Regions from separate parts of the Homo sapiens genome. Here all the other regions are linked to region 1. Evidence: read pairs that join two places in POLR2A ChIA-PET (ENCODE). Cell type or tissue: OCI-LY7. All regions are shown on one strand.

Region 1 (2,500 bases):
ATTGGTGAATATATTTATCATGTTTTATAAATGGAATATATAGATCTGTGCACAGCTAATATATTTATACACACAACTCTAAGACACTAAAATTCTATCTTAAAATTAGTTAGCATATACACTGAACAGATATCATAAGAAGTTACATGGTTATGAAACTGTACAAGTTGAGAACTTTCTGTAACAAGTATTAGTCAACCTATGTTCAAAAATATACTAAAACATGTCAGCAAAAGTACTTAGTTGTCAGTCTACACAGCTGCAATATACTAATGCTAAAAGACAAATGGATATCAACTTGTTCATAGTAATCATTGTCCAACTTATGATCATTAAAAAAGAATATGACAGCTGAGATTTGAATCTCTTTGAAAGACCATATAGTGCTAGTCTTATCCCAAAAAAGACTCTTCCTTACATATTTAACGTTTAATATCTGATTTAGTTACTTTTCTGATATTTTAATCCAGCATTTCTCCAAAGGACCCATTTAACTTTTTTTTTTTTTCCAGATAAAGCAAATATTACAAAACTGAAGCACTCAGCCTCCTGAGTAGCTCGGACTACAGGCACCTGCCACCATGCCTGGCTAATTTTTTTATTTTTAGTAGAGACGGGGTTTCACCATGTTGGCCAGGCTGGTCTCTAACTCCTGACCTCAGGTGATCCACCGGCCTCTACCTCCCAAAGTGCTGGGATTACAGGTGTGAACCACTGCGCCCAGCCCCAAAACAGAACAGTTGAGTTAATGATGGCAACAAAATTAATGAAACACTAAACCTTTATATAATCAGACTTCAAGAGGAGAAGTAACACTAAAAGATTAAACCCAGATAGAGATCAGTTTGCTTGTTTATATTGCAGTATTTCTAGTGTATTTTTAAGGACTCATATACTTCCCACATTTTGTTTTTTGAGACGGAGTCTTGCTCTGTTACTCAGGCTGGAGTGCAATGGTGCGATCTCAGCTCACTGCAACCTCCGCCTCCCAGGTTCAAGTGATTCTCCTGCCTCAGCCTCCCAAGTAGCTGGGACTATAGGCGCCCACCACCACGCCCAGCTAATCTTTAAATTTTTGTAGAGACGGGGTTTCACCATGTTGACCAGGTTGGTCTCGAACTCCTGAACTTGTGATCTGCCCACCTAAGCCTCCCAAAGTGCTGGGATTACAGGCGTGAGCCACGGTGTCTGGCCACTTCCCACATTTTCTAAAAACAATAGTTTTGGCATTCGTAGCAACCTCAAATTTTATAAAATATTTCATTAAATATAACTTCTAACAATGAACAGAAGAATCTACTCTAGGTACATTTATTCTTTAGAGGACAAAAATGTGATTAAAATATGGTAAAAAAAATGTTTCTTGTAAACTTTTAACACTTTCCTCTAGGGGGAGTAAAGTTGCATTGATTAATTTCAACTAAAGTTGAATAATAATAATTCAATAATGTAAAAAAAAAGAGGTGGGAAATTTTTATCTTTTCTAGAGATGAAGGATTTTAATATACTTTAACTTTCATGGTATACATTTCACTACTTGAGGTCCTGAAGAGTGCTAAGATACTAGTTATTAACTACCAACTTAATTTCTCAAATGTTATTTCCTCATTTATCTCCAAACAAAATATTCTGTTTTGGGAAAGAAATAATCTGTACCAAAATATGTATCAAACTTTCACTAGAAATTTTACAATTGTTAAGCGTAAGGAAACCAAAAAGCCAGAAACAGGAAGTGCAAGAAGCTAAAAGGAAAGAAGTTTAAGCTTGAGAGCCAACAGATTTCAACCACTGATTTACAGACATTTTTAAACTCTCAGTCTGGAATAGTGAATTAAGGTCTTCCTAATTACATGAAGAAAGGAATATCAATACCAAGAAAGCCCATCTAGAGACAGAAATAGGAAATCAGGACATTCTCATTGTCCTCCCAAAAGCACTCCTTTTACATCTAGCTACCTTGCCAATTACTCTATCCAGCATCTGATATTACATTATTTCTAGAATGCCAAAAGGCAAAAGAGAAGACAGCAACTAGAAACTGGTGAATTTTAAAAGAGTTAATTACGCCGGGCGCGGTGGCTCACGCCTGTAATCCCAGCACTTTGGGAGGCTGAGGTGGGCGGATCACGAGGTCAGGAGATAGTAGCCATCCTGGCTAACACGGTGAAACCCCGTCTCTACTAAAAATACAAAAAGAAATCAGCCAGGCATGGTGGCTGGTGCCTGTAGTCCCAGGTACTGGGGAGGCTGAGGCAAGAGAATGGCGTGAACCCGGGAGGCAGAGCTTGAAGTGAGCCGAGATCGCGCCACTGCACTCCAGCCTGGGCGACAGAGTGGGACTCCGTCTGAAAAAAAAAAAAAAAAAAAAAAAAAAGGGTAAATTACATGTTCAATGTTGTGTGTAGAAACTTGAAAAAATAAATAAAAAAGACTGCTATATTCCTCTGTGTGTGTGTGTGGGGGGGGGGAATGTACACTGAAAAACAGTCTTGTTGAATCA
Region 2 (2,500 bases), 130 kb after region 1:
ATGGAATGAACACACAAGAAATCTGTGTAGATAAATCAGCTTGCTCTATCCCCCAGGATTACTTGCCATTAAAGCATTCCCATAACTATACAATTAATAGCTTTTCCTTGTCAAAGAATTTTAGAAATAAGTAAGAAAGTAGTCAAGAGATTTGAGAAAACAAGTTCCTCTCCCTATACACTTAATTCACAGCACTGAAATCCTACTTCATTTATTTTTTTCATTGTCATTTCCAATAGCAAAACCTTATTTATGCATTCCATCTGGTTTAATGAGTTTGATGTACTTTCTTCAGAAAAAAGTTGATAATGTGAAGCTCTCTTCCTATATTTTCCCTTCTTTTGTGTGGGTAAAATGATTATTCAACTCTGCCGGTTGAATCCTATTGCCTCCCTTTAAGGTTTTATTTGCTTGTTTGCCATTTTCTGGCTTCTCTTATTCTATCTGGAAATTGTTATTTTAAAACCTACACACACACACACACACACACACACACACACACACACGCCTGTTCAACTCAGTCAAATAACTGCAACAACCACTTTTTGAGCTAGTCTTAGAAATCAAGAATATGTCAAGTGCTTTACATACATTATCTCATTTAATTCTTAAAATCTCGCAAAGTAGGTAACTCCATTTAAAGAATAAATAAAACTGAACCTCAAAAATATTACATAATGAGTCCAATGTCACACAACCAGTGATGGCAGTATCAGGACTTGAACCTAGGTCTACAGAGCACCAAAACTTGTGCCACCTAATTTTCATAAATTTTCTGGTATCTGTAACAAATCCTATACAAAAGGTCTTACAAAAGTACTTTCATTCATGCAACAAATATGAATGCCTACATGTCTTTAAAATTTCTGTAGATATACTTTTAACAGCCCCTTTCTTGTACTGTTTTTGCAACTGGAAAGCTGCATACTATGCACTTTTCCCTTTACTTCCTCTCATTAAATGTCAAATTTAATCATGTTATGATTATTATCAGGTAGTGGTTCAGCCACAGCTATTTCCTGCCCCAGTTCCTGTTCAGTACCCAGAATAAAATCCAGCATATTTTCATTCCTAGTGCTCTAAAACTACCTGTTCCAGGAAGCAATCAGTTGTTCTCATCTGAAAACTCACTTCTATATTTTGTGTCACATTAGCAATTTTCATGAGAATAACAAAGTGGACTAAAAATGCAGTTTTCCTAAATGTCACTTAATATTTTCCACTTAGTCATATGATTCTGGTCATCAAGTGATGTTTCAGATTTGTAAATTTAACGTATTTATGGTTTGGTATTAATCTGAGAAGAAGATAGAAGCACGAGACTTTCTCAGATTTTCAAGGGCAGTCCCAATTTAAAACACACTGGCCAGGAGTGGTGGCTTATATCTGTAATCCCAGGACTTTGGTAGGCCAAGATGGGAAAATCACTTGAGGTCTCTAGCCTGGCCAACATAGCAAGACCCTGTATGTACAAAAAAATAAAAATTAAAACATTAGCTGGACACAGTGGTGCATGCCTGCAGGTCTAGCTACTCAGGAGGCTAAGGCAACAGGATTGCCTGAGCCTGGGAGTTCAAGGTTACAGTAATTACACTACTGTACTCCAACCTGGAAGACAGAATGAGACCCTGTCTCAAAATAAAAAAACTCTGTCCCACTATCATGTATCAAGTAGGGATTAAGAAAAGACAGTCAAAATATATGCAAAGGGGAGTTCACAATAATGACTCCATGTGGCTACAGGCTAGGTAAAGGGGTTAAGGGATGGCAACCATCATTTTGGAATTCTTCTTTGAGTCTTAATTTGAACTGGGAAAGTAAGTATTGGAAGGTGAATATTAAATAAACATGTAATAATGGACAAACTGCTGAGGTTTTCCTATAATTTTAGTATCTAAGTATGCAATTTCCAATTATCAAAATTGGGTAGTACTCACTTTGCCCAACCACATTTACATACCATTATCATTTAAAGCTGGCCTTCACACATACATTTTATACAAAGCTACAATTACTTACCATTCCCTAAACAATCCATATTTCTGTTCTGAGACTCTGCCTCTTCCTGTTCTGCATGGAATGCCCTCTTTCTCCACCTACAAACACCACCTTCAGACCTTTAAGGCTTCAGTGGTAGCTCCCCTGAAACCCAACTAGTTCTCTCTTAAAATTATTTATTGTTTCTTTTGTATTCACTGCTTTCTATGTGCCCGTACTTTATATATTTTATTTAAGGCTTAATGTCTTCTTTGAAGTATTGCCCTTTCCATTAAACAGATAAGGAAACTGATGCTAAAAGAGGTTTGGTGTTATGTTCAAAGTCACAAAGCCTGATAGGAATTCAAATCCAGACTGTCTATACTTTAACTGAATTCTTGTCTCAAGAATTATTGGGACCACAAGCATTTTGGATTTTGGATTTTGTAATATTTGCATATACATAAAGAGATATCTTAGAGATGGGACTCAAGTCTAAACACAAAATTCATTTATGTTTCAT
Region 3 (2,500 bases), 95 kb before region 1:
GATAAAGCTGAGTACAGAAAAAAATGTAGCAAGGATATCCTTGCTGAAATACAATAACACAATTGGACAGCTCCAGGCACAGGGGCTCTATTTTCACTAATTCATTTTCTTTTTAAACAGCCGGAATTGTAAAAAAAAAAAAAAAAAAAAAAGTGGGGGGGCTTTGTCCCCTGGGGACACACTGTTGGGGATATAGTTGCACATCACTTATGAGGCCTTAGTCTAGAAGTGAACTAATCTTATGCCCAAGCCCTGCACATAAACGGTTTACAGAGGAGACGAAGAGATCAGGAGGAAGATCATGAATACCCCAGAAGGTATAGATTTAGCTGGAGCCCAAGAATATCCTCTGAGTAATTCATTTCCACTTCTTCCATCTTTGGCAAGATGTGGCTATTATCGGTTTCCATCATCTCTCCCGTGACATAAGTACTTTTTGATTAATTATTCTCATCCCTTTTCTCAGCTCTCTGCCACTTCAGACAGGGCTGTATTTCTGTGAAGAAGAAGAACACGATTCTAGAAAAGCTTTGAGATTAAAGATGCCTTCTAAAGATTAAAGTAAAACCTCTTTAATTCAGATTCTTCTAACTCTACGAACTCAGAATTCATTATCCATCTCATTGGGCTAAGGCTCATCTTGAGCCAATGGTGAGGGACACAGAGGCTTGAAGCTATAAAGCAAAGTAGTGGTGGAAATATTCTTTCCAAAAGGTGTAATCAACTTAAAAATGTTTCTTCACCCAGGTTTAAAAATACTTTATCAGCACTATTAAGCTTTTCCATTTTAAAAATTGAGTATTATTTACATACATTAAAATTTACCCTTTTTAGTGTAAATTCTATGAGTTTCAAAAATACATAGTTATATCATCACTACCATAATTAAGATATAGAACAGTTTCATAACCTCCTAAAATTCTCTTATCCCCCATTGTAGTCAAGCCTCCTCCTACACCCAGCCCTGGAAACCACTAATCAGTTTTCTCTCCCTTTAGTTTTGCCTATTTGAGAATGTCATACAGATGGAATCACACAGTATGTCACTTTTGAATCTGGCTTCTTTCACTAAGCATACCTCAGCTGAAATTCACTCACGTTGAGTGTATAAGTCGCTTGTTCCATCTCATAGCTGAGAACTATCCCATTGTACCACAGAGTGCTTATCCATTCACCAGTTGATGGACATTTTGGTGGTTCCCAGTTTTTGGTGATTATGAATAAAGTCACCATAGAAATCCGCATACAGGTTTTTGTGTGAACACAGTTTTTATTTCACTCAGGTAGATACCTCAGAGTGAGACTCCTGAGTCAGATGTTAACTAAATGTTTAAGGATCGGCCAAACTGTTTCCTAAAGTGGCTGTTCTACCATTTATTCCGGACAACATTGTGTGAGAGTCTTAATTGCTCCACGTTCTTGCCAGTTATTTTCAGTTGTGTCACTGTTGTTTAATTATAGCCACATAGGTATGCAGTGGTATCTCATTGTAGTTTTCATTTTTATTTTTCTACTACTGATGTTGAACATAAAAGATGCTCTTTTATGTGCTTATTTGTCCATCCGCATATCATCTTGGTAAACTGTCCATTCGATAATTGGATTCAGGCCGGGTGCAGTGGCTCATGCCTGTAATCCCAGCATTTTGGGAGGCCAAGGTGGGTGGATCATAAGGTCAAGAGATCAAGACCATCCTGGCCAACATGGTGAAACCCCGTCTCTACTAAAAATACAAAAATTAGCTGGGCTTGGTGGCGTGTGCCTGTAATCCCAGCTATTCTGGAGGCTGAGGCAGGAGAATCGCTTGAACCAGGAGGTTACAGTGAGCTGAGATCGCACCATTGCACTCCAGCCTGGTGACAGAGCGAGACTCCATCTCAAAAAATAAAAATAAAAATAACTGGATTCAAACTATTAATTTAATGGCTAATGTGCATATAACATCCATATAGATTATTTCATTTGCTCTTTACAACTCTGAGAAGGAAGTATGGCAGGTATTGTTCCATTTTACAGGTGAGAAATTGAGGCTGAAAATGTTACATGACTTCCCAAGTTCACACCAAGGGGCAGAATTAGAGGTGGAAACCAGGTCTCCCAGTAGCCACTCTCTACCACAAGTTGCTGACTTGCTTCCTAAAGACAAGTAGGACAAATCTTGACTCAGCAGGACTGTGAACAGTCAGCTGAGGCTCCAAGTGACTGAGTGCCCTAGAAAAAATTACGGAAAGGTAAAGTCTGTCCTTCCCTGCTGTGTGACAGATGCTTCCAACCCCCTTACTTCAGCAAAACTTCCCTGTGCTTTATCTCCCTTCTTTGGAGTCTTAACTCTCAGCTACCAATACTTAAAAACACAGGCTAGTGAGCAAATCTCTGACTTCCTTGCCTTTCTACCACCAGAGTAGAGATTTCTGCACTTCAATGGGGACTTTGAGAGACACCACTTCTTCATGCAGTGGTTTTCAACACGCAATGGTTTTCAACACGCAGTAGTTTTCAA

What was found. ChIA-PET counts read pairs that join two places held together with the same protein. Peaks named below come from ENCODE experiments on the same cell type or tissue, not always from the same donor. Only the 100,000 strongest peaks of a DNase experiment are listed, where the experiment ranks them.
Region 2: POLR2A ChIA-PET joins it to region 1 with 7 read pairs; 7 of 35 experiments call an interaction of 5 or more read pairs at or near these places.
Region 3: POLR2A ChIA-PET joins it to region 1 with 6 read pairs; 2 of 35 experiments call an interaction of 5 or more read pairs at or near these places.

The regions. Positions count from the first base shown.
Region 1 is chr7:77,935,089-77,937,588 of GRCh38, reverse strand. All of the region lies in intron 11 of PHTF2 (putative homeodomain transcription factor 2), which reads right to left. Among named protein-coding and RNA genes, the nearest start is that of DDX3ILA1, 54 kb to the left of the region's middle. In OCI-LY7, a CTCF peak has its summit at 1,408; a DNase peak (open chromatin) is centred at 1,378; H3K27ac peaks cover 662 bases.
Region 2 is chr7:77,801,695-77,804,194 of GRCh38, reverse strand. All of the region lies in intron 1 of PHTF2 (putative homeodomain transcription factor 2), which reads right to left. Among named protein-coding and RNA genes, the nearest start is that of PHTF2, 4.2 kb to the right of the region's middle. In OCI-LY7, no CTCF peak of the experiment used is centred here; no DNase peak of the experiment used is centred here; H3K4me3 peaks cover 2,016 bases; H3K27ac peaks cover 1,238 bases.
Region 3 is chr7:78,029,662-78,032,161 of GRCh38, reverse strand. All of the region lies in intron 21 of MAGI2 (membrane associated guanylate kinase, WW and PDZ domain containing 2), which reads left to right. Among named protein-coding and RNA genes, the nearest start is that of DDX3ILA1, 41 kb to the right of the region's middle. In OCI-LY7, no CTCF peak of the experiment used is centred here; no DNase peak of the experiment used is centred here.